Regions from separate parts of the Homo sapiens genome. Here regions 1, 2, 3, 4 and 6 are each linked to region 5. Evidence: chromatin contacts called from ENCODE Hi-C or POLR2A ChIA-PET data. All regions are on one chromosome and are shown on one strand. The core of a region is the stretch at or near the end of the contact, and the rest is flanking DNA. Distances in the headings are between cores, read along the strand shown.

Evidence for each region. A loop is a pair of places that touch in the nucleus more often than their neighbours do. ChIA-PET counts read pairs that join two places held with the same protein, here RNA polymerase II (POLR2A). Pooled maps may share reads with other maps.
Region 1: a map of naive thymus-derived CD4-positive, alpha-beta T cell shows a loop between it and region 5 (8-fold over the local background). The contact joins the promoter of RNF146 here to the promoter of RPS12 in region 5. A Hi-C loop is called at or near these places in 1 of 168 maps with a recorded cell type or tissue (naive thymus-derived CD4-positive, alpha-beta T cell) and 9 of 50 pooled maps. POLR2A ChIA-PET finds 5 or more read pairs at or near these places in 1 of 52 experiments (CD4-positive, alpha-beta memory T cell).
Region 2: a map of CD8-positive, alpha-beta T cell shows a loop between it and region 5 (12-fold over the local background). The contact joins the promoter of CITED2 here to the promoter of RPS12 in region 5. A Hi-C loop is called at or near these places in 2 of 168 maps with a recorded cell type or tissue (CD8-positive, alpha-beta T cell and naive thymus-derived CD4-positive, alpha-beta T cell) and 6 of 50 pooled maps. POLR2A ChIA-PET finds 5 or more read pairs at or near these places in 1 of 52 experiments (CD4-positive, alpha-beta T cell).
Region 3: a loop to region 5 is called in a map of CD8-positive, alpha-beta T cell, with 21 times the contacts of the local background. The contact joins the promoter of CCDC28A-AS1 here to the promoter of RPS12 in region 5. A Hi-C loop is called at or near these places in 3 of 168 maps with a recorded cell type or tissue (CD8-positive, alpha-beta T cell and naive thymus-derived CD4-positive, alpha-beta T cell) and 9 of 50 pooled maps.
Region 4: a map of naive thymus-derived CD4-positive, alpha-beta T cell shows a loop between it and region 5 (9-fold over the local background). The contact joins the promoter of HINT3 here to the promoter of RPS12 in region 5. A Hi-C loop is called at or near these places in 1 of 168 maps with a recorded cell type or tissue (naive thymus-derived CD4-positive, alpha-beta T cell) and 5 of 50 pooled maps. POLR2A ChIA-PET finds 5 or more read pairs at or near these places in 1 of 52 experiments (naive thymus-derived CD8-positive, alpha-beta T cell).
Region 6: a loop to region 5 is called in a map of CD8-positive, alpha-beta T cell, with 9 times the contacts of the local background. The contact joins the promoter of HEBP2 here to the promoter of RPS12 in region 5. A Hi-C loop is called at or near these places in 2 of 168 maps with a recorded cell type or tissue (CD8-positive, alpha-beta T cell and naive thymus-derived CD4-positive, alpha-beta T cell) and 7 of 50 pooled maps.

The regions. Positions count from the first base shown.
Region 1 is chr6:127,264,556-127,268,280 of GRCh38, forward strand. RNF146 (ring finger protein 146) reads left to right here and starts at 2,309. Exons shown (of 3, transcript NM_001242850.2): 1 at 2,309-2,370. RefSeq lists silencers at 2,268-2,367, 2,468-2,737 and an enhancer at 2,938-2,997.
Region 2 is chr6:139,373,347-139,377,066 of GRCh38, forward strand. CITED2 (Cbp/p300 interacting transactivator with Glu/Asp rich carboxy-terminal domain 2) reads right to left here and starts at 1,302. Exons shown (of 2, transcript NM_006079.5): 1 at 1,067-1,302; 2 at 1-606. The coding sequence starts at 598. RefSeq lists silencers at 11-110, 681-830, 1,291-1,670, 1,841-2,150, 3,406-3,700 and enhancers at 401-460, 971-1,140.
Region 3 is chr6:138,772,086-138,776,107 of GRCh38, forward strand. It overlaps CCDC28A-AS1 (CCDC28A antisense RNA 1), which reads right to left and starts at 1,618. Exons shown (of 3, transcript NR_161205.1): 1 at 1,430-1,618. CCDC28A (coiled-coil domain containing 28A) reads left to right here and starts at 1,684. Exons shown (of 6, transcript NM_015439.3): 1 at 1,684-1,817; 2 at 3,994-4,022. RefSeq lists enhancers at 735-1,409, 1,410-2,083, 1,447-1,496, 1,517-1,576, 1,937-1,996.
Region 4 is chr6:125,954,664-125,958,340 of GRCh38, forward strand. It overlaps HINT3 (histidine triad nucleotide binding protein 3), which reads left to right and starts at 2,107. Exons shown (of 5, transcript NM_138571.5): 1 at 2,107-2,515. The coding sequence starts at 2,315. RefSeq lists enhancers at 2,120-2,219, 3,280-3,329 and a silencer at 2,390-2,609.
Region 5 is chr6:132,812,826-132,816,709 of GRCh38, forward strand. It overlaps RPS12 (ribosomal protein S12), which reads left to right and starts at 1,744. Exons shown (of 6, transcript NM_001016.4): 1 at 1,744-1,788; 2 at 1,907-1,957; 3 at 2,147-2,263; 4 at 3,636-3,738. The coding sequence starts at 1,944. SNORD101 (small nucleolar RNA, C/D box 101) reads left to right here and starts at 2,482; the gene lies at 2,482-2,554. It overlaps LOC107986644 (a long non-coding RNA gene), which reads right to left and starts at 1,463. Exons shown (of 3, transcript XR_001744345.3): 1 at 468-1,463. RefSeq lists enhancers at 210-279, 709-1,455, 1,370-1,649, 2,080-2,209.
Region 6 is chr6:138,402,265-138,405,831 of GRCh38, forward strand. HEBP2 (heme binding protein 2) reads left to right here and starts at 1,959. Exons shown (of 4, transcript NM_014320.3): 1 at 1,959-2,333; 2 at 2,881-3,016. The coding sequence starts at 2,232. It also overlaps the pseudogene MARCKSL1P2. RefSeq lists enhancers at 653-1,173, 1,695-2,215 and silencers at 1,375-1,444, 1,575-2,424.

The DNA.
Region 1 (3,725 bases), core at 1,059-3,558, 5.5 Mb before region 5:
AGACAGGGTTTCACTGTGTTAGCCACGGTGGTCTTGATCTACTGACCTCGTGATCCGCCCACTTCGGCCTCCTAAAGTCCTGGGATTACAGGCGTGAGCTACTGCCCGGCCATGTGTGTATTCATTCATTCATTCATTCATTTACTCATTCATGTAACACATATTTACAGAGAACCTCTTTAAGTGTGTCAGGCACTATTCCTGGCAGTTGAGATACAAAACAGAACACACATTCCTGGCCTCCTGTGTCTTGCGTCCTAATGTGATGAGAAATATGATGAAGATTAGTAAGTAAAATAAATTATCCATTACACTGTGATAAGTATTAAAAAGTAAAGGAGGAAATATGAAATATTGGGAATGGAAACATCATGACTTAAAATATGCTGACAAGTAGAGGGACTGACTGAAGAGTTGGACATCTGAGCACATATGGAGGGAGCATGATGGGGAAGAGTGTTCTAAGCAGAGGAAACCACAACTGCAAAGACTATGAGGTTGGCAGCTTGTGGAGAGCTTTCTGGGAATACAAAGCTGGGTAAACAGTCTGTGGGGTCAAAGAGGTAATGAGGGGAGGATTTTAAAGCCATCGTTAGGACTTTGGTTTTTACTTGTGTTGGGAAGCCACAGGAGACTTTGAGCAAAGGAGTGGTACGATCTCACTTCTTTTTAAGTAGATTTATTTAGGATTCTGTATTAAGGATAGAGTCAAAAGACTAGTTCCTGGTCTACCGTAACACTATAATCCAAACAAGAGATGATGCAGATTGTAGCGGAGGTGGTAAGTAGTTGGATATACTTTGAAGGAAGAGCCAACAGGTTATATGCCAAATGCATATAAGACATAAAAGAGAGGAGTTAAAGGTGGGTTTGAACAAGGAAAGATGCAACCATTTACTGAAATACAAAGACCTTGGGTATGAGTGAGAAGGGGTTGAACTAGCTGACATCTTACAGTCTGTGCCTGGATTCAAATCTCAGCTGTGTGTGTCTCTCTCTCTGTAAAATGGGAATAATAATAGTGCCTACCTCATAGTTTATTATGAGAATTAAGTGGGTATATATGAATAAAGCACTTAGAGCAACACCTGGCACATTGTTAGTTAATATTAGCATTACCTCTTCAAGCTGGAATCTTCGAGTACATATCAAATTTTAGCTATTCTCTGTTCATGGGCTGTGTAGGATAGAGGGACAAAACTGAGTGGCTAATAAGAAGATAAAGATAGAAAACTAAGCTTAAAGTTAAAGGATATACACTTCAATATTTCTACATGTATGGAACAGTATTGCATACACGCGCAAGCATCACTGAACTAGATGCACCCTTCAAGAGATTGGGTTACATATTGATATATATGAATGAGAACCCTGAAATAAACTGATTTCAGAGGAATAACAGAAAACATATACATTTCTATACCTATAAGGACACTGAAAACTTCCAATCCTGAATCAAACAGTTAATGAAATCCCAAAATGCAACACTAATGCAAATGAGAAGACGCTGTCATAGAATGTTGAAATACATACTCTTCTAAAGATAAAAGGTCTGCTCTTCCACCCTCTTCATTTTCCTACAAATTAGGAAAATTTAATCAGTTCTGAAAAAGGAAATGTACATGCTAAAATGGTGAATTACTGCTAGAGTTCTGATGTTTAAAACCACAGGCTTGCGATCAAAATAACCTCTTTAATTTTAGATTATCATGCAGATTAATTTCTTCAGTTTCTCAGGCACTATTCTGTTTTTTTTAAAAAAAGGGTGGGGTTTCAAAAGAAAACTAATACTCATTTTTTCCCCGATTAAATTGCTCAACCATTAAAAAGGAGAACAAATTGGAAAGTCCTACAGTACTCTCTCCCCTCCGTCCCCCCCCTCCCCATTTTTTTTCTTGAAAGGGAACAAGCAGTACTTTTGCTAAGGGATCTTTAAGCCGAAACTCAGCTAGGCGCCCCAGAGCTTCCTCAGGATAGCAAAGCTGGATTTTTGAGCAGCACCACCTGCTGGTCCTACACACGTTTTACTTCCTCCACCCCAAATCTCTTTCTGTTGGAACTGCACTCTTTCAGAGCCTCTGGGCCCTAATACAAAGCAAGCACACTCTAAAGAAGCCAGAAGAATGCAAGCAGCGAAGTCGCCGCTCCCCACAGGCAAGAGAGTACCGGCAGACAGCGGCGCGAGACAGGGGCAGAACGATGAGGCGCCGGAGTTAGCTCGCCGGTGCGGGTGCGGGTGCGCGGCGCGTCGCGGCCCCTCCTCCGCGACGCGCCGGGTGGTCACGTGACGGCCGCGCGCGTTCCCGGCAGCTGCGGGCTCCGAGGCCAGAGAGAAAAGACTGCGAGGTGGCCGCAGCTGTGGCCGGAGAGGTGGGAGTCGGAGCGAGGCCCTCTCGGGGGAGCAGGGTGAACGCCGGCCACTCTAGGATCCTCACTCGGGGAGAGGAGGCATAGCTCGCGGTGTCACCTCCAGCCGCAACGTACTCCGGGTCGGCCTTGCGCTCGGGGCCTGAGAGGGGCGGCGGCGGGGTCAGGGGCCGGTACGTAGATGGACGCCCTTGGGCTGGCGCGGCCCCGGCTGTCCGCGCAGAGGCGGGATGGGACAGTTCAGCCCTTTCCGCCACCCCCGCCTTGGCTGCTGGGGCAGGCAAGACGACCGTGACAGCCCCTGCGCTGCCCGAGGGCGCCGCAGCCCCTGCCCTGGGTGACGGCCGGAGCTGGTCTCGGTCCGGGTGCGAGGGGCGGAGCAGCGGCCATTACTGCGCAGCCTCTTCCGCCTGAGCCCGCTTCGCTGCCTCGGGTGGCAGGCGGGTCCCTCTCCTCCCCTCTGGGCCGTGGTTTTAGGCCTTTACCCGGGGACCTTCTGGCCTCGAGGTGTAGGGGCGGCGATGGTTTTTCGGCGGTAGCCTGCTCCATGTTTTCCCGTGTGGGGTCAGACAGTTTGGGCCTTGGGTCAGATCGAAGCCAGGGCGTACAGTCTGCATTTTTGCCTTTTCCCGGAGTGTCTCTGGCTGCTGCTTTCTCTTCTCTCGCTCTTCCTCCTTTTTTTTCTCCTGCTCAGTGTCTCGGTCTTGCCTAAAACGAAGAGAGCAATCCCTGCACCTTGTCCTAGTGAAGCCCAGCGCTGCATATTCTTAGTTGTTTTTGACGGCTGTTGAAGCATCGGAACAATTAAGAGATCTCAGAATATCCCTTGAGCCTCCAAACCCTCTGCATCTTAAAAGCTGAGGCTGTTGCTTTGTTCTGATTGTTGGGTGGGGAGTTCTCTTCCTACCCTCCATCCCGTCTGAAGGAGTGTGGGTCTTCCATTGTTGTCGCTATTTATTTTGCTAAGGCTTCTAAAGAATGTAAAATTGTTTTAAGAGTGGAGACGGAACCGTCCTCTCCACAGGTAAAACCTACAGGACTGTAAGTTTACACACACATCCTGGCAACTAGAATCTTTTCTCGTTAATCATATTGGTATATGTTTTAATTTATTTTCTCTAAGTGCCATTTTAGTGAGCACTTATTTCTCAAGTTTTGAACATTTTGTTTAATATTTTTGTAATATCGAAACAGTGTAGAACTGAGGAGAGAAGAAAGCCCAAAGATGATAGGGTACGCTTTGTTCTTTGTATGATTGGCATTTCAGGTAGTGGGCACATCCCCCCCACCTCGTGTGTGTACTTTTCAAATGGGATGTGAACGTATAATATTGGCATTCAATCCAGTATATAATTATA
Region 2 (3,720 bases), core at 52-2,551, 6.6 Mb after region 5:
TGCCGCTGCCGCTGCCGCCGCCGCTGTTGCTGCTGCCCGCGCCGCCGCCCGAGCTGCTGCCAGAGCCGCCGGGGGTGCTGCTGCCGCCCGAGCCGCCGGGGGTGCTGCTGCCGCCGCTGTGCTTGGGGTTGCAATCTCGGAAGTGCTGGTTTGTCCCGTTCATCTGGTGGCCTGCAGCAGGGTGCAAATCCGGCATGTAGTGGTTGTGGGGGTAGGGGTGATGGTTGAAATACTGGTTGTTGAGCTTCTGCAGCTGCATGCTGGCCGGCAGGGAGCCTCCCTGGCTGGCCACCGGGGGACCCATGAACTGGGAGTTGTTAAACCTGGCCGCGGGGGCCAGCGCGCTCGGGGGGTGCCCTCCGTTCACAGTCCCCGGCCCCATCGCATGCCTGATGCCGCTCGTGGCATTCATGTTGCCCGCGCCGTAGTGTATGTGCTCGCCCATTAGGGCGTTGAAGGCGTGCTGGGGCTGCTGCTGCTGGTGGTGATGGGGGCTCGGGAACTGCCCCATGCCCATGCGGTGGGCAGGGTGATGGTGCAGCCCATTGGTGCCGTCGGGGAAGCGCCCGTGGTTCATGGCCATCATATGGTCTGCCATTTCCAGTCCTGGAAGTGAAAAGGGCAGATAATGAGACCCGCGCCACACGTGTCGCCCACCACAGCGCACCCCACTTTTGCTCGCCTCTGCCCCCCAGGATTCCCGGGCGCACGTCGGCTGCGAACCACCACCCCCAAGATCCCACTAACAGCCTGTGCACCCGGGCTAGCCACCACGGAAGAGCTACCACTCATAACACAGCCGGACGCTGCACAAACAGCCCCTTCCCCTGCGATCGGGCGGGGGGACCCGAGCCCACACCCCCTTTGCTCCCCGAAGTGGCCTAATAAAGGAAGTGCCCCGTAGCCCTGCTGCGAACTTCAGGCATTAAATCAGCCCTCCTCATCCTGTTGTTGCACATCCTGTTGTTATTCCCCAGCTTCGCCTCACGCTCTTCCTCCGGGCAAACCCTGCCCTCGGAGGACTGGGCTGGCAAGAGCCCCAGCCAGCTTCGCCCGTCGCGCTTACCTTCCGTTTTTGCGATTTCTGCTCCGAAGACCGAGGGCGGGCTCGTCGCGTCCAGGACCGGCTCAGCAGCACATAGAGGGGACCTTCCTGGCGTGCAAAGCGCTTCGCTGTCGCGATGTCGGCGCCGAGGTCTCGCAGCGGCCGCTGGGGCAGATTCGGAGCCGTTCCCTTTTATTTCCCCTCCGTTGCCCTCACAGCTCGGCAGGACCGCCCGGCAGCTGCCAACAATGAGCTGTGTTTCTTAGGGCTTTGGCCACAGTTAATATAGGCATTTCGGAAAGGCGGAGCGAGAGCCTCCAGGGCGGGCGGCGCCAAGACGCGGATTCCGGAACACCGCGAACACCCTGGACCGGGTCCCGGAGCCGCGTCCCCGCCGCCCGCGGCACGTGCTGCAGAGGCTGCGGGGCCCGGGGGCCGCCCAGTCGCCCCGTCGCCCCCCGACTCTGGTTTCTTCCCGGCCCAGAAACGCGAGGTTGGCTCAGCCACCCCCGAGGCAGGGGGAAAATCCTCCCCTGCCGCCCCGCCCGAAGGTAGAGCCTGCCGGGATAGCCACGAGGAGAGCTCACCGCCCCCCTCAGGCTGGATCTACCCCACCCCCAGCTTTCTCACTCGGTTCACCTAGCGATCTGCCCCGCTCTCTACGGGAAAAGGGGACTCGCCCAGCGCCCCCCGCCCTCCAGAGTGCCCTTGTGCCTCCCCGGTTTTGCAAAAGCTTCCACAGGCAGCGAAGAATGGCTGTGCTTCCTCGAGTTGGGTTTTAAAGACCCGGACAAATAATGCGCCCTTTCCTGAGCGCGCCTTCCTAGGCTGTGCCTTTGTGTTTTCATACGGGCAGTGGGTAGACCTACTCTAGATCACCGCTTGTAGATGCATTTTTTTCCTCCACTCCTTTCAAGGACAGGAGCTGGGGGCGGGGAGGGGCAGCCGCTGCAGGTGGACGGAGCGCGCTCGAGGGCCCGGCCACCCCCGCTCCCGCGCCCTGGAATTCCAGTCCGCGCTTTCGGGCCCGCCTGCCGCTCCCGGGGTACGTGTGCTTCTGCTAAGTTTGCGTTTGCAGCTCTTGGTAGCTTTGGCATCCGAGCTGAGGCGTCTCTGCTCTGTAAACAAACTCAGCGATCCTCGTCCCCAGATCCACCTTTTTGCACATACACAGTTACTTGCTTCTGCTGTTGCCCTGGATCCGGGAGGTGGGGGTGTGTACAAACTTGCAGAGCCTCCCTCCGGGCTCTGCCTGACGGTTTGGGGTTGATTTAGAAGCAAACGGGTTTGTAATTAAGAAATTTGAGGGCTGAGTAAGGCTGCTCTTGCTGGAAAAGGAAAACAAATAGATAACGTGGTAATCGCTTTGTAAATAAAGTCGTTCTGGAGGTGGGCACGTAGCTGCACGTCCCGTATGGCACCACGCGCACACACACGGCTGGGACTCTTCCTTTTCAGTGAAATTGTTCAGTGGGGCAATGGGCGATAATAATAACCTTGCTTCCACAACGCGGCACAACGAGCCTGGTCGCCCGTTTGGTTCATTGACTTGCAAATAAAACCCCTAACACAGGTCTGGGCTACTACCAAGTCGGAGCTCTCTGGCTTTCTCACATGGGGAAGCCGAGTTGTTTCCCCAACACCATGATGGGGCTGTTCTGAGCTTTTACATTGCTCTTTATGTGGTAAAATCGAGTTTAGCGCTCCGAATAAGGACTTCTGGGCAGTTGTTTCTTCATAACTCGATAGCCATTGAAGACTTCCTGCTGCGAAGAGCGAGTCCGCCTCCCCGCCCCCCCCTCGTCTTTTTCCCCCTTCTTGCACACAAGACTTTTAAAGGCCCTGTTTCTTGAGGACTGGAAATTCTGATACATTTCCCCGTTCAGGAATTTGCAAAAGAGACCCAATCCTGATTATTTTCGTCTATGACCCCTCTGTCTTTTCCTAGTCAGGCATATTTTTGTAAATGTTGTTACTTTGTGTCTTGTCTTCTTTCCTCTTCCAGGCTCTCCGGCAAACCGTGCAGGCAAATAATTTTTAAACCTCAAAAATATTTACTTTTTAGAGATACGGGCACATGACACATTGCATTGTTAGTTGCAACAATTCCCTATTCTCCTAACCTCCCACCACCTTTACCTGTAGGTCAGGACATGCAGTTTACCGTATCAGAGGCTTGGATACCTGAAGGGGCCACTTCCTATAAAAAAACAGATTCTAAAATATTGGTAAAACCCAACCTGAAAAATCGCGGGATTGTTTACTTTCCCTTCTTTGTACTGCAAGTGTCTTTCGACACAAGAAACAGCTTTTGAATGTCTAATCTAAATTCCTCTTGCAACCACTAAGGAAAGGTGGAGCTCCATCCAGCTCCAGTGGTTCTACCTACTATTGGGAAATCCCTGGAAAGGTCACCTGCCCATCCCCCATCCCTTAAAGGAGAACAAAATAGTTCTGGGACCAGCTGGTTGGAACATGGCATGCTTTGTTCATTTATTCTCATCCGTCCACTGAATGTCCTCCAAGTGCCAAGTGCTTTCTTGGTGCCTGGAGATACAAACAAGATAGGAACTCATGGTCACAGGGAGAAAACTGACAAACAGGCCTTGAACACACTGTGATAAATGCCACAAAGGCATTGAAGGAAAGGGCTTTGGAGAGCACATAGGAGGGAC
Region 3 (4,022 bases), core at 368-2,867, 6.0 Mb after region 5:
ATGCTTTCCAGCTTGAACCATTGTTGCCAGGCTACAATGCACATCTAACGTAGTCAGATCTTCCCGTTAATTCATGGGATGCCACATTGTTTTTATTCTTTCAATTTTAGCTGTTAGCAACCAATTTGAAAAAAAAAAAAGTAGCATGTGAATCACCAGTTGCAAGCTCTGTTCATACAAATAAGACAATTCGACATTAATTAAAAGGAGAAACTGGGAAAAGATATTGAGCAGACTGTACAGTAGTGTTTGTAATGGTGAAAAATGGGAAACAACCTAAACATCCATCACTATGGGAATTCCCAAATAATTTGTGACAAATCTATTTGATAAAGTCTAGCTATATTTATCAATGTGGATAGCTCTCAAAAACACAGAATTTGGTGAAAAAATCAAGTTGCAGATCAATACACAAAATATAATAGCATTCATGTAAAACTTCAAATGCCCCAAACCATTCTACATATTGTTTATAATACATAGTAATAGTTTAAATATAGAAACCTAGATTGGCAAGATACATATCAAATTCATGATCCTGGTTGCCTCTCTGAGGGTGGTAGTAGAATGGGACTGAGAATAGGGAACACCTTCTTTATCTGTAATGCTCCATTTCTTTCATTCATAAATCTGTTCGTTCTGGATAGTGGGTGCGTTGTTTATTCTGTGCTTTTTTTTTTTAACATTTCAATAGTTTTGTTTTTTTTTTTTAAATGGCGGGTGGCGGAAGAACATCCTATCCTAGAAGCCAAGAGACTGGGGTTGTCTTTGCTCTGCCTTTTCTGGCATGGATACAATCTCTAGATATGGTTTCCCCATTAGCTAATGCGGGGGGTGCTATGTGGTGTTCCTCCAGAGTCCCTTCAATCTAAGGACCTGTGAATCTAAAACCTTCCCACCTCCCACTCCAACACCGGGAAGGCTACCCAGACCAGGCAATGAAACGTGCATTTCTTCCCTCATTTAAGATAGATCTCTTTCTCTCAGCCTGCAATTCCTTCTCCAGAGGCTTTAAGTATAGTGGAAGTAGAACTATCTTTGACGACAGAGAGACACCTGCATCAATTAGCCTTTCTGAGCCTCAAATTCCCCATTTGTAAAACAGAGAGTATAACACCTACCCATAAAATTGTAGAGAGGTTTAGATACACCGTTATGTGTAGGGCCCGAACAGAGTAGCTATTAATAGTGGTAACAGACTCTCAATTAGGGGCTCAACATCATGGTCGCTGAACAGAATCACGGTCGCTGAACAGAATCACACTCTTCACGCCGCCTTGGAGCCAAAATTAGTTTAGCCGCGAGAAGTCCGGGCAACCAATCGGAAACAACCAAGGAACAGTTGCATGGCGACACTCTGGTTCCGCCTTCGGGCATGCTCGAACAGCATTCTGGGAATTGTAGTTCGGGGGGGGAATCTAACACTCACCGAGGGGCGGAGTAGCTTCCGGAAAGGGTACTGCATTTCCCGTTTCTACCTCCACTGCACCCGCTTATTGCGTCTTGCTCCTGGGTCACAGAGCCTAAAACGACACACCCAACACGCCCGCCGGAGTTACAGCTAAAGGAAGGACAGGGGAAGCAATGAAATGCCGAGGGCGGAGCCAAGAGCGACACTGGGGGAGCAGGAAAAGGCGGGGCTTCCGCTTGGGGCATGGAGGCTGTACCTCTTACGTCACTTCCGTAAACAAACGGAGCTGCGGAGGAGCGGGTCCCGGGATGTGACCGGGGCTCTGCTTGTGGCTGCGGCGGTGGCTTCTGAGGCTGTCGGGTCTTTGCGGGTTGCGGAAGGGGGCCCCAATACCCTTCTTCTTCAGGTATGTAGTGGAAGCAAAGGAACCTCCGCAACCTGCCCCTTTAGGCCCTTCCCACCACTCTGGTCACTGCTGGGTACTGGGCGGTGAAGGGTCATCGCTTCGGTAGATTGGGGAAGGGGAATGAGGTGATGTCAAGAGGGATGCCCAGTGGTACTGCTTGGAGGCAAGACCTGGCACTTAAAACCACTGTGTGAATAAGTAACTATGAGCAGTTTACTTATTATGCCTTCTCTAAAACATTCTTTGCTGTTTGATATACAGGAAGGGTTTCAGTGCTCTTGTGACAGATGTAATTTTCCAAAAACGAGGAAATCGCGAGTGCTGGCTCCGCAGAATATTGTGGTTTAGACCACCACTGGTTTATTTGCATTGCTTTACTTCCTAGATTTTTTTTTCTTGTACCACCAAGTGTGTATTAGCATCGTTAAATTTCAGGCCAGCGTGTTTATGCGTATCATACATTTTTACAGATCCTTGCCTCTTCAGAGAACTAATCGTCTCTATTCAGTCATCTTTCAAACTCTCATTTAATTTGTGTTGCATGTTGAAACAACACCAGAATTATTGTTCTGTTACAAAAAATGCTTCTTAAAAGAAAAATTGTTAGCCAAGGTTTAAGTGGATTGACACCCAGTGGTATCTGGGATTAGAGACTGGGCATTGGAGCCTTTCCCAGAAAGCCTCTTCTTTGGCAGTATTGTAGCTCCAGTTGTAATTGTCTAGCGTCAGCCAATTTAAGCTCAGTGGTTTAAATTCCAGTGCCAGTGGCACTAAGTCCAGGCAAAAGGAAAAAGAAAAATTTATTGAATTCATCAAATAATTATTTTAAGCGACAGCAATGGGTTTGAATCTTTTTGAATGGTCATGGCATGCCTAAATTAAACACAGCATGCCAAAAACGGCCTAATGTTTCTAGAAGGCAATTTACAACCTGATGAGGTAGAGATAGCCATATAAATTCATCTTATGATATATGAAATAATGAAGTTAAGAAAAATTTAACACTATGCACAAATAAAGTATGGAAGGGGTTTTTTTGTTTTGTTTTGTTTTGTTTTGTTTTGTTTTTGAGACGGAGTCTCGCTCTGTCGCAGTGGCACCATCTCGGCTCAGGGCAAGCTCCGCCTCCCGGGTTCATGCCATTGTCCTGCCTCAGCCTCCTGAGTAGCTGGGACTACAGGCGCCCGCCACCACTCCCGGCTAATTTTTTGTATTTTTAGTAGAGACGGGGTTTCACCGTGTTAGCCAGGATGGTCTCGATCTCCTGACCTCGTGATCCGCCCGCCTTGGCCTTCCAAAGTGCTGGGATTACAGGCGTGAGCCCGGCCGGAAGGGTATTTTTTAAATAGATGGATGTTAGAAAATAGAGCGGATTAATAGATAAAGTAAGGGGATTGTGTAGGGATAACTAGGAGGCCTTACACGTATTCCGCATGGAAGGGCCATCTGTAACTTCACATTGTTAACTTTTTTGATATGGGCAAAACTAAATATATATCATAAAATTCACGTTTGTTTGGAAATGGTTAGAGAAAGTATATTCAAAATAGGCAACGAACAAGTTTGATTTTCTAGAACTTCACTTATCACCAAGCTAGAATCATTATTAGCCCTAGCTAGAAACTGAGTTTCTGTTTAGTAGTTGAAGTAAGGCTTCTAGTTGATTTTTAAAATGCTAGTAAAATCCCTATGACAATTATACATCTGTTTGAATCTACTTGGTTCTTCTTAAGCATACATTTTGGAAGAAAGACCTAAAGGCCACCTGAAGCTTGAATCAGGCTGGGAATATTATGTGGATCATTTGTTTATTGTTTATATGTTGTTCCCCTTGTAAAATGTAGGCTTCTTGAGGTCAAACACCTTGTTCAGTGCCGTCTCTCCAGTACCCACAATAGTGTCTGGCTTGTGGAAGAGAATCAGTAAATATTTGTAGGATGAAGAAATAAAGAAAATGGTAAAACAAAACAAAACAAAAACTGTCTACCAGACAATTTTGCTAGGGGCTTATGGGTACATAGTAGAGTACATTAAACTTAAGAGACCCATTTTCTAACTTTCTCTTATGCCCTCTGGAATTCTTGATCCTCTTTTGACCCTGTGAAATGGGTCTTTGAATTTCTTTCATGTTTGCATATTATAGCATACATATATAATTGCTGTATTCCTTATTTAGGTCTTAAGAAGCTGGCCGTGGTGCAATAA
Region 4 (3,677 bases), core at 857-3,356, 6.9 Mb before region 5:
TGAAACCTGAACACTCTCATGCTGTGACCTTGCTCCTAACCATTCTTCATTAGAAAATTGTTAAATGTCTACCTCCATGCAAAGCACTGTGTTGCAGGATTATTTAGGAATCAGAAAGACCGAGGGGTTGAGGAGGATTTATTATTTAGGTGCACCGGCACAGTCAGATTAACATCCGCTGAGCCCCGAACAAAGGGTCAGGTTACCTTTTAAGCATTTCGTGGGCAGGGGGCAGTTGGGGGGAGATCTGTGCAGGGGGAAGCATATTACAGAAGTAAGAAAAATGACAGTTATTTAATTGAGATATGCATTACATAATTTCTTACTTTTCAAGGAAAAACATATTTTATGACTTGAGTTTATCTGTCTAGTGACTTTGCAGCTGCACAGCTAGAGAAACAGGGTCTTCACAATGCCTGGGAAAGGGAGAGATAAGGCTCACTAGCCACAGATAGAAAAACAGGCAGTTAATTTTTAAAGGACTCTACCTCTTTCTCCTCCTCAGGGGGAACTGGGTTTTCTTACATACAACTGAGTTTTTGCTTACATATTCTTTAATTCCTGTTCCAACTGTACTAGGCATTATGGAAGATTCACACACCCAATCTTGTTGCCAAGAAACATAATTCCTAGCAGGATAAATAAGTACATAAATAGCTATAAGATACAAAGAGACAAATCCTACAAGAGAAATATTGAAAACCTGTTATATGAATTTGCAAGAGGATGTGCTTATGTCAGTTTGGCTAAAGAAAATTTCATGAAGGAGGTAGCATTGGAGGGGTGGCTTGGAAGGTAGAATTTGGAGTGAAGAGATGGAAACAAGAATATTTGAGAGAGAACTGTGTGAATAAAAGCAGTGATGTGAAGGTGTAGTACAGGCATGGAAATTGTGAATACTAAAATTTGGCAAAACTCTAATGTATTGATTCTGAACTCTGCTTTGGGGTGCTGAAAGGCAGTGAAGCTATTGTAGTGGTTCCCCAAACTACGGGCCAACTACAAAAAGGAATGAAAAATGTCTTGAATGTATATGTACAACAATTCAAAACACATACAACCACTTTTTATTACAACATAAATCCATTAAAAATCATTACTGAATTCCCAATTTGTTATGTATTTTCTAAATCAGCAAATACCAAGGGTGTAACTACTATAGTGAGCTAGTCCAACAAATTTTTTGGTGTTAAAAAAGGAGTGCTGTATGTCAAAAAGGTTGGTGGGTTTTGGAGTTAGACAAACCTTGATCTTAAACTCTGTCACTATTAATTAGTTGTGTGGGACTGGGCAACTCTGAGTTTGGTCCTTCATCTCTAGAGCGGTGGTTATAAAACCAACCTTGCGTTTTTTGACAATTAGAGAAATATATGGCATGTTTTAGATGCTCAGCAAGTGGGAAGTATCACAAAACGAAAAGCTGAGGTCAAATCAGAGTCCACCTTGAACACCAAGCTAAGGAACTGGTACTTTTTCTTTGAGCACATAGTTACAGAAGGTTTTGTCTGAGTGACAGGAAAATCAATAAGTAAGTTAGAAGGTGATTGCGTTGGTCTAGGTGAGGCATTATGAGGCACTGGCATTGAATTTCTGGGATATTTCAGAGTATTGACTATAGGACTCCACATCTACTTGTATATGAGGAATGTGAGATTAAAAAAAAGGTCGCTAGTTTGATCTAACTGTGCTGTTAACAACAATAAAAAGTCAACAGAGATGTAAAGGTCAGTTTTGGACATTTTGAGTTTAAACTCCTACAATTATCGTGGCTGAAAAAGCAGCAAACATGATGTCTGTTGAAAACAAGGCTTTAGGAATTTTGCTCATTCTTTAAAAACCTACGAATTTTAAAAATCAAACTTTAAAAAACTTTTTGTTTTTTTTTTTAAAAAAACGGCAGCGTAATACAATATTTGGACACGCTATACTATGGGCTTTGAAGAACGCCTGTCCAGAACACCCAACAAGCTCCATTATGTCAAACGCTCCCGCGCCTCTGTGATGTCACCACGACGCGCTGGGCGCTCTGCGACTTGGCAGACGTCGTGCGTCATTACCAACGAGGCGCAGGGGTCAGGACGACTCTCGGCAGCGCCATTGCGCGCCCTCTAGTGGCAGCCGGTTTTGAGGCCGGCCTCCGGCTTTGAAGTTCCTCACCGCGTCTCCTTCCCTCTCCCCAAAGCCTGGATCACCGCCCAGCGTCAGGCGAGGGGCGACGTCTCGAGGTAAAACGGAGGAGGTGCGGGACGCGGAGACTGCGCGGGCCCGGTAGCCCTGGAGAGGCCGAGGCTCTAGGCCGCGAGGGGCGGGTGCAATGGCGGAGGAACAGGTGAACCGCAGCGCCGGCCTGGCCCCCGACTGTGAGGCCTCGGCGACTGCAGAAACTACGGTTTCCTCAGTGGGGACCTGTGAAGCCGCTGGCAAGTCACCAGAGCCCAAGGACTACGACAGCACCTGCGTGTTCTGCCGGATCGCGGGGCGGCAGGACCCGGGCACCGAACTCCTGCACTGCGAGGTGGGCGGCGACGCGCGGCCGGGGGTGGGTGAGGACCTGGCCGCCCCTCGGAGCTCCGGCAGGGAGGCCTCGCCGTTGTGGAGCGGGTGCAGAGGATCCCGATCGCTACTCAGCTCGCAGAGGCAGGGCCGCTCTGTGTGGATGGGGCTCGGGGAAGCTGGGGATACGCCCACTACGGGCCTTTCTGCAGGGTCCGGGTGCTGATGACAGACTCACTCCTAGGGGACTGACAGGCAGTGGCTCCAGCGGTATCTTTGCTGTTCCCAGGGGCAAAGAGTGAATGACAGGGCCGAATGCTTTGGCCTATGTTTGCAGGTACCCAGGTAGTTGGTACAAATAACATTTTGTGGCCTCTGCTTTTATTACAAGGATTCTTCTCCACCTTCAAGATACTGATTTTAAATCCTGCACACTCTAATACCGATACTGATGAGAAAACTAGTAGAAAATAGGTAATGATAATTGTGGAAAGCTGTTTGTTAGATTGGCAGAAAATAGGCTGGAGGGAGTGGGTCTGAGGTCAAACTATTATTGAATTGCCTCTGAATTCCACTGTCAGTTGGGATGCGTGGACATTTTCAGAGCATGAAGACTTTGCCCAGATATTTTTAAACGGATAATCTGGCACACACTTTATTCTGTTGGTTTTACTTGTCCATATAGAAACAACTTTTTGAGAGAATTAGCTCCAAAGATTGTGTCTTTTGTAGTAAACATTCCTTTATTTTTTAAAAAATAAATATAATTCCTTCTAAGCACCTTGTTTTGGAGGTTTTTGAGCAAGATAAGGGACAGTCTGTGTCCCGATTTTACAATCTAAAGGGCGGAATGTATACAGAGGAGGTAGCCAGTTACAATGCCTCGTGCTGTGGTCAGGTGATTTTACAGTATTTTGTAAGCTTGTGGGAGGAGCATCTAACCCAGCTCTGAAGAATTAGGGAAGGCTTTCCAGAGGAAATGAGACATGAAGAAATAAGTAGGAGTTGATCAGATGAGGAAATGGAGAGAATAATGTCCCAGGTTGAGAGACCCCCCGAGAGGTTCAGTTTGTGTGATAGAAAAACTAACAGAAATTGTCTAACTAGTGCATAGAGTTTGAGAGGATGAAAGGCGAGGCTGGAGAGGTAAACAAGGGACCAGATTATTAAGTGTGTTGGAAGTC
Region 5 (3,884 bases), core at 494-2,993:
TCCTCTCCTTCCATGCTCACCGATTTGGAATCTCTTAGTTTTTGTTTTGAGCCTGTTTCGAATGCTGCCAGAAGCCTGAGGTCCTCTTACCTTTTCACACCATCCCCACTCCCTAACCCCCTGCCACTTTGTATCTCCTCTGTGGCCCTGAGGTATTCTGATTTTTGTCTAAAATCTTAATCCCACCACAAACAAACCAGGGCTACAGGAATGAATCATCTTTATAAATTCCTCGTTTTTTTTTTTTTTTTAAATCAAAAGCTCAATAAACATTTGCATGAGTTACTGACAGAGAAGCAGCTTCAACGCTTTAAAAATGAAACTGAAACCAGCGGAAAATCTAAAACTGAACTCTATCAGTAAACTGAACTCTATCAGTTTATTAACATTACAGCAGGTCTCTGTTCTGGTGAACTCCCTGGTGCTCTTACTGCGTTACCCATTTTTGTTTTTTTCGCTGCACTCACCAGTCTAACAGTATCTGCCCACTGGATTCACAGCGCTGGCACGTGCCAAGCGCCTAATAATTGCTCACTGGTTTGGCGGCTGACTACCCAGGAGAGGAAATTAAACACAAAGGCAGTATTGATCATATTCAGTAGTGTTTCGTGCGTTTGGTTTGGAAGTGGGGATTGGGGAATGGCCAATCACTTCCAAATTTAAAATATTGCTTCCTGGAAGAAAATGGACTCCTCAAAGACTGGATATTTCATGTCTGTAGTCCCAGGACCTGGCCCTGCGTCAGGCACATTGTAGGTGTTGAAAATGCACCTGAGGAATTCTGAGTTGCGCGGAACTGTGTATTCCGAGCACAACGCGTCGTTAAAAACCAAACAAAGCAGAACAAACTTCGTTCAGAAGCGACTCCCGCTATACTTAGAAACTAGAATTGACCCCTGGCTGCAGGGTTCCGCTTTACCAACACACCGCAGGGAAAGGGCTTAGAAATAGTGAAAGCGGCCGGGGGCGGCGGGTCACGCCTCTAATCCCAGCATTTTGGGAGGCCGAGGCGGGTGGATCCCCTGAGGTCAGGAGTTCGAGACCAGCCTGGCCAACATGGTGAAATCCCGTCTTTACTAAAAATACAAAAAATTAGCCAGGGTGGTGGCAGGCGCCTGCAATCCCGGCTACTCGGGAGGCTGAGGCAGGAGAATCGCTTGAAACCGGGAGCCGGAGGTCGCAGTAAGCTGAGATCGCGCCATTGCACTCCAGCCTGGAAGAGTGAAAGCATGTAGGCTCTCGTTTCATGAAGACAAAGATGAGGATCACACCCACAACGACACAAACATGGTCTCTCAGGGTGACTTAGAAGCGAAGGAACAAAGTGCGCTGCCTGGGGAGGCTGGGTCTTGTAGAAGCAACAGGAAAGTAGAACGTGGTGTGGAAAGGGTTAAAACTGGCGCTCGGCGGGATACAGGGCTCTAGGTGCCTTAAAGAACACGCGGACACACTTGTTTGGCTTCTGTCGCGCTCCGTAGAATGAGTTCCCTGGGCCTCGGTGGGCCACGCCTCCGCAAAGAAGGACAACGCGAAGCTGCCCGCGTAGTGCCTGTTGCACTCGCCAAGGACCGGCCTGGCAGAGATAGAAAACTCGCAGTACGTTTGCCTCAGAACCGCCTCAATCCGGAAACAGAAACTCCCCAGGCCCGGCACTGCGGGAGCCACCTCTTTCGAGGGTGGGAGTGCACATGCGCACAGGGGACCTGAAAAACCCTTAAATACCGGCATGCGTGCGGATGAGGCCTCTTTCCCTGCCGCCGCCGAGTCGCGCGGAGGCGGAGGCTTGGGGTAAGTTGAGCGAGGCGGCAGGGGGGTGTATTGGTTATAATTTGTGGCTCGTTGCGTTCTTGCTGGGATTCGTGACGAGTATCTGGTTCTTTAACAAGTCAATGCTTTTGTTTTTTAGTGCGTTCAAGATTCAACTTCACCCGTAACCCACCGCCATGGCCGAGGAAGGGTGAGCCCAGGGGCCGGGGTTGGAGTTGGGGTCGGGGTGCGGCTGAGGCGTGGGGCTAGAGCTGGCGGAACAGGACTGGGTCAAACGGGTCGCCGTAAGCGCGTCTGTTGTACACTTAGCTTTTGCTGAGTGCAAGGCCTTATGTGGTGTGAGGATTTTAACTGATGGTTCTGATGTGTCGCGTTTAAGCATTGCTGCTGGAGGTGTAATGGACGTTAATACTGCTTTACAAGAGGTTCTGAAGACTGCCCTCATCCACGATGGCCTAGCACGTGGAATTCGCGAAGCTGCCAAAGCCTTAGACAAGTACGTGTATCAGTCTCAATACTGTGGGTTCTTGCAACCGGAACAAAACTGCCACCCAAGGGAAGAAGGCATGGAGTTCATGGTGTTAGCGCAAAAGTTCTGAATGGCATCCGTCCTACCGGAAACCTAGGAAAAGGTATCAGAACTCAGATCTATAAAGCCCACTTAAAATGTGTGGGTTGCTGTTTGGAATGGGGATAAGCACTCAAAACTACAGTGTTTGAATGATGACTTTAATTGTCGGATACCCCTTCACTCCTTTTATGAGTGAAACATAAGAGTCTGACAAACCTGTAGGTTGTGGAGCTAGTCAGTCTTATACTTATCTGGCAGATAGATGAGATGGAGAGCCACATTACATCTGGTAGTTTGCAAAACAAGCATTAATTTAATGGAATTTCAAACTCAGGTTTCAGAAGCATTTGGTCCTAGATGAATTTAGTAGTATAATAGCTGTGATTTATTTGAATTTGGGATATTTGTTAATGTATTTGAATGGATCGAGTTAATGTGTTTTTTAGGGTGGTGGCATTGACAAATCAACCTACTCTTGAGCTGAATTTAAATGCAGTTTTAAGGTTTTACAGGACAAGTTCGTTTTGGTGTAATCTAGCCAGTTCAATCCGATGGAAACGGCATTATTGTTTAATGTATTTAGTAGGTCCTAGTATGAGTCTTCTGTATTTCTATTTCGGCATTATTGCATGGCATTTCATAACTGTTCCATTAATGCCACAGTCTTTTTTTTTTCTTTTTTCTTTTTTTTTTTTGAGACAAAGAGTCTTGCTCTGTCCCCCAGGCTGGAGTGCAGTGGCGCGATCTCATTGCAACCTCTACCTACCAGGTTCAAGCGATTCTTCTGCCTCCCGAGTAGATGGAATTACAGGCACACGCCACCATGCCCAGCTAGTTTTTGTACTTTCAGTAGAAACGGGGTTTCGCCATGTTGGTCTCTGGCTGGTCTGGTACTCCTGACCTCGGGTCATCTGCCCCCCTCGTCTTCCCAAAGTGCTGGGATTACAGGAGTGAGCCATCGTGCCCGGCCTTTCACATGTTTCTTTAGGTATATGAAGCTGGCTTACAAGAAAGCTATTATGGTTGGGTTTTGGCCAGAAGTTTTAAAAATGACTTACACCAATTCAGTGTGTCAGGGACAGAGGTTTTACTGAAGACCAGTTGTAGGTTAATTGAAGATGTATATGCTCCCTAGCAGGTTCTTCAGACTCAAGCAATTTTGTACGCATTTATGTGTTCAGTGGATTGGCTGCTTATGTTTCGCAAGTGTTAGTGCAAAGATAACCCTCCTAAAATGCAAGAATGATGGATTTGGATCTGAGTTTTAGCTCCATTTTCATTGTAATTTGAATTTCAGGCGCCAAGCCCATCTTTGTGTGCTTGCATCCAACTGTGATGAGCCTATGTATGTCAAGTTGGTGGAGGCCCTTTGTGCTGAACACCAAATCAACCTAATTAAGGTAAGGCTGCTAAGGATTGTGTTGGGACTAATGTTCAGTGATGCTTGTATATGGGGGTAAATTCTGTGAAGTCTCAAGCTGTTCATTTTGTGCAGGTGTAAACATTACGTGCACCTGATACTGTCGGCCATTTTAAAGATGATTGT
Region 6 (3,567 bases), core at 709-3,208, 5.6 Mb after region 5:
TTGGGGAAGAAAACCAAAAATTGCCTTCTGCAGGGCTGGGGACAGGGAAGGAGGCAGGGCCAGGGAAAGGCACATTTCATATCACTAATCTAACTTGGGAGGCTGTGGGGGACCGTCTTCAACTGGCCTTACGAGGAAAGCCACATGGCCGATTGGAGAATCCACAGGAGGGAGAGAAGGAAAGGGAATGTAGCTGGTAGGATGCAATAGCCCCTTCCTTTCTGGGCACAGGAGGGCAGCCAGGGCACCAGGTCCAGGCAGTAACCTCACAAGAACAGCAGTTTTTGCAGCTTAGAGATCACCCACCTGGCCCACCCAGCTACTCATTCTGCTCAGCGTGGGCTGGTGTAGGGCCACTCTCCGCCCCGAGGGAGTGGACAGCTCTGTAGCTTGGGGCCCTGCCTCTTCTTCTGAGGCAGTACTGCCTCTGCGCCCTTGGCCTGGGGCTCCTGGCTCTCAGGGGTGGCAACAGCCTTCCCTTCCTGGGCAGCGCCCTTGTCGCTGCAGGCATTGATCTTCCCCCACTCCTGTTCTTCCTCCATAGGTGAGGAGGCAGAAGAGTCACCCCACCCTCCTTCCCATTTCTCTTGAAGGACAAGCTGCTCTTAGAAACCCTTCTTGAAAGATAATTATTTATTTATTTATTTATTTATTTATTTATTTATTTATTTATTTATTTTAGACAGGGTATCACTCTGTTACCCAAGCTAGAGTGCAGTGGCGCAATCTCGGCTCACTGCAGCTTCGACCTCCCCAGGCTCAAGCCGATCCTCCCACCTCAGCCTCCCGAGTAGCTGAGATCACAACCCCAGCACACTCAGCTTTTTTTTTTTTTTTTTTTTTTTTGGAAGGCAGCTATGCTCTCCACTCTACTATCAACGCTATTTTATTGTATTTTTGTAGAGACGGGTTTTCGCCATGTTGCCCAGTCTGGTCTCGAACTCCTGGGCTCAAGCGATCACCCCTGTCTTGGCCTCCCAAAATGAAGGGATTACAGGCGTGAGCCACCGTGCCTGGCCTTGAAAGGCAATTTCGTCTTCTTGGAAGTCTCCTTGCGAGGGAGGGAGCCTCCCCTTTGGCCTCAGCACCCTGGCTAGGGGGTGCTGGCTCCATGGCATTGCCAATGGTCCCGGCTGCCTCTTCTGTTCACAGGGGCCTACTCCCCTTCACCCTTGGGGGATGTCACCATTGCTTTTCACGTGGCCACCCTCCTGTCCGTTGGCTTTCGCGTGGGGAGTGCCTGCTGCCTCTGCGGCGGTCACGTCGCCCCGGAGAGCCTCGGAGCTCTGGCTGCCCACGATGGGAGTCCTCTGGGGGGCGCCGGAGCCGTGCCGGGTCCCCGCCGCAGGGGACAGTAACGCGGAGTCGGCCTGGCCGGCGGAAAGGGGGTGCTGGGGAACAGAGCCGCACCCCACTCGGCTCGGGAAAGCCCTGGTAACCAAAATTCTTGAAAAGCACTAGTGTCTGGCCTCGGCACTAACTCTCCCCGAGTCTCGTTAAGCCTGCGGGGATGACTCAGAGGGTCTGGGGTCCTGTCGGGGAAAAGTTCAGAAACCAGAACAGTTCCAGATTCTCTCCATGTGTCTGTGGTCCCACCACCTCCTCCGCAAGGGACCCTGAAAGCTGTCTGGGACCTAGGACAACTTCTTGGGATGAGTACGGCCATTCGCCCTGGCTGAGCCCCAGGAGTGCGGGCAGGGGCCGCGGGGGTCGGGTCGCCAGCCGCCACCTCCTGCCTTTCTCTGCCTGCGGTGCGCTGGGACACCCTCGAGGCGGCTCAGCGCCCGCGGTTCCCAGCGCGGGCGGGGCCGCGGCAGAGGTTCCCAAACCGGTTGCACAGAAACAGCGCCACCCCCTACTGCCCGCGGGGCCACCTGTGTGTGCCTTTCCTTCAAAAACAAAGGCGGGGCGGGGGCGGAAGTGCCTCAAAAGAAGGCGGGCCGAAGCGAGGTGCGGCTCCCTGTCGCCGCGGAGGGGCGGGGGCAGGACGCGCAACTCCGGCCGGAGCTGTCCGGGGTCGTGAGCCGGCCCCGCCTTGGTGGCGGCGCCCCCTCGCGGTCCAGAGGCAGACGCATCGGGTGGGCTCGGGTCTCCAGCCCGGCCGGGAGGAGGGACCGGGTCTGCGGAGCGGGGACTCGGGGCCTCGGCGGGGCGCGCACACGCAGGCGGGGCGGCCCGGGGTGCGGGGCCTCTGCGCGGCTGACCAGGCTCCCAGAGCGTCAGCGCCGCCCATGGCCGAGCCGCTCCAGCCAGACCCCGGGGCGGCCGAGGACGCGGCGGCCCAAGCTGTGGAGACGCCGGGCTGGAAGGCCCCGGAGGACGCCGGCCCCCAGGTAGGCGCCGACTCGGGAGCGGAGGGGCTGGGCCCGCCTTCCGGCTGATTTGCAGTGAGGCCAGCGGGTCCCATAGAGTTAAGTAAAAAGTACAGTTTTTTAAATGGTCCCAGTCCCTACCCACTATGCTACGCAAACGAGAAACCCCGGTCATTTAGCTCTACCCTCCCCGCTACCCCCAGTGCAGGTCCCATCTCAATTTCTTGTCTTTGCGGGGTGGTGGGGCGGGGAGGAACTGGTTACGTCCCAGAACGCGCGGTGGAACCCTCCGAACCGAGGGGGTGTAATAGATGCTTGTCTGAAAGTGTGAATCGAGTCCCCAGCGTGTGGGGTTGGGGCCGCTGCGGTCCCTAATCGCAAGGAGGGGAACCTCGTGGAGGGGAACCTCCCAGACCTAAGGAGCGGGGACCTCAGGCCGGACCCCGGGGCGGTGCAGCCCCTAGACAGGACGGCTCCAGGTCGACCCGAGATCATGGCACCGGTATTTTTGCATCTCACTCCTACCCTCTTAGAATTGCTTCTCGAAGTTTTCTCTGTTCCACTTTAGCCCGGAAGTTATGAGATCCGACACTATGGACCAGCCAAGTGGGTCAGCACGTCCGTGGAGTCTATGGACTGGGATTCAGCCATCCAGACGGGCTTTACGAAACTGAACAGCTACATTCAAGGCAAAAACGAGAAAGGTAAAAGCAGTTTTCCTTGTAATTATGCATATTGTGAAAGAGTCCCCGGGCTTATTATTGAGTTTTAGCTTATTAAAGAAATATCCTTTATAATGGAAAAATAAGCAAGTCATCAAAGACTTGTCTTGTTTTCAGACAAGACTCCTCAGGACCAGGGTTACACTGGGTATTACTTTTCAACCTCTGTTCTCTGATTTTGCTGGATGAACTGGGGTTTGGTGTAACTCGTGATAAGTCCTTTTCTATGGCTAACACCTCAAGATAATTTGGTGACTGGTAGGATCAGAGACGTCAGGAGGCAAGAAGGTACCAAGATTAGAAGCATCAAGTCATAGCTTTTGGTCTGGCTTTGCTGCTATTTATATTTTAGCAGGTCTCTTAGCCTGTGGGACCTCATTTTCTGAATGGTAAGAAAAAATAATTTACTGACCATGTAATCTCTAATTTCCCCTTTTATCTCTAAAAATTAAGAATTTATTAACCCAGAATATCAGTATTACAGAAAGTGGTTTAATGTGGGCAGTGAGCAATTGAGTAATTTTGGCCTTACT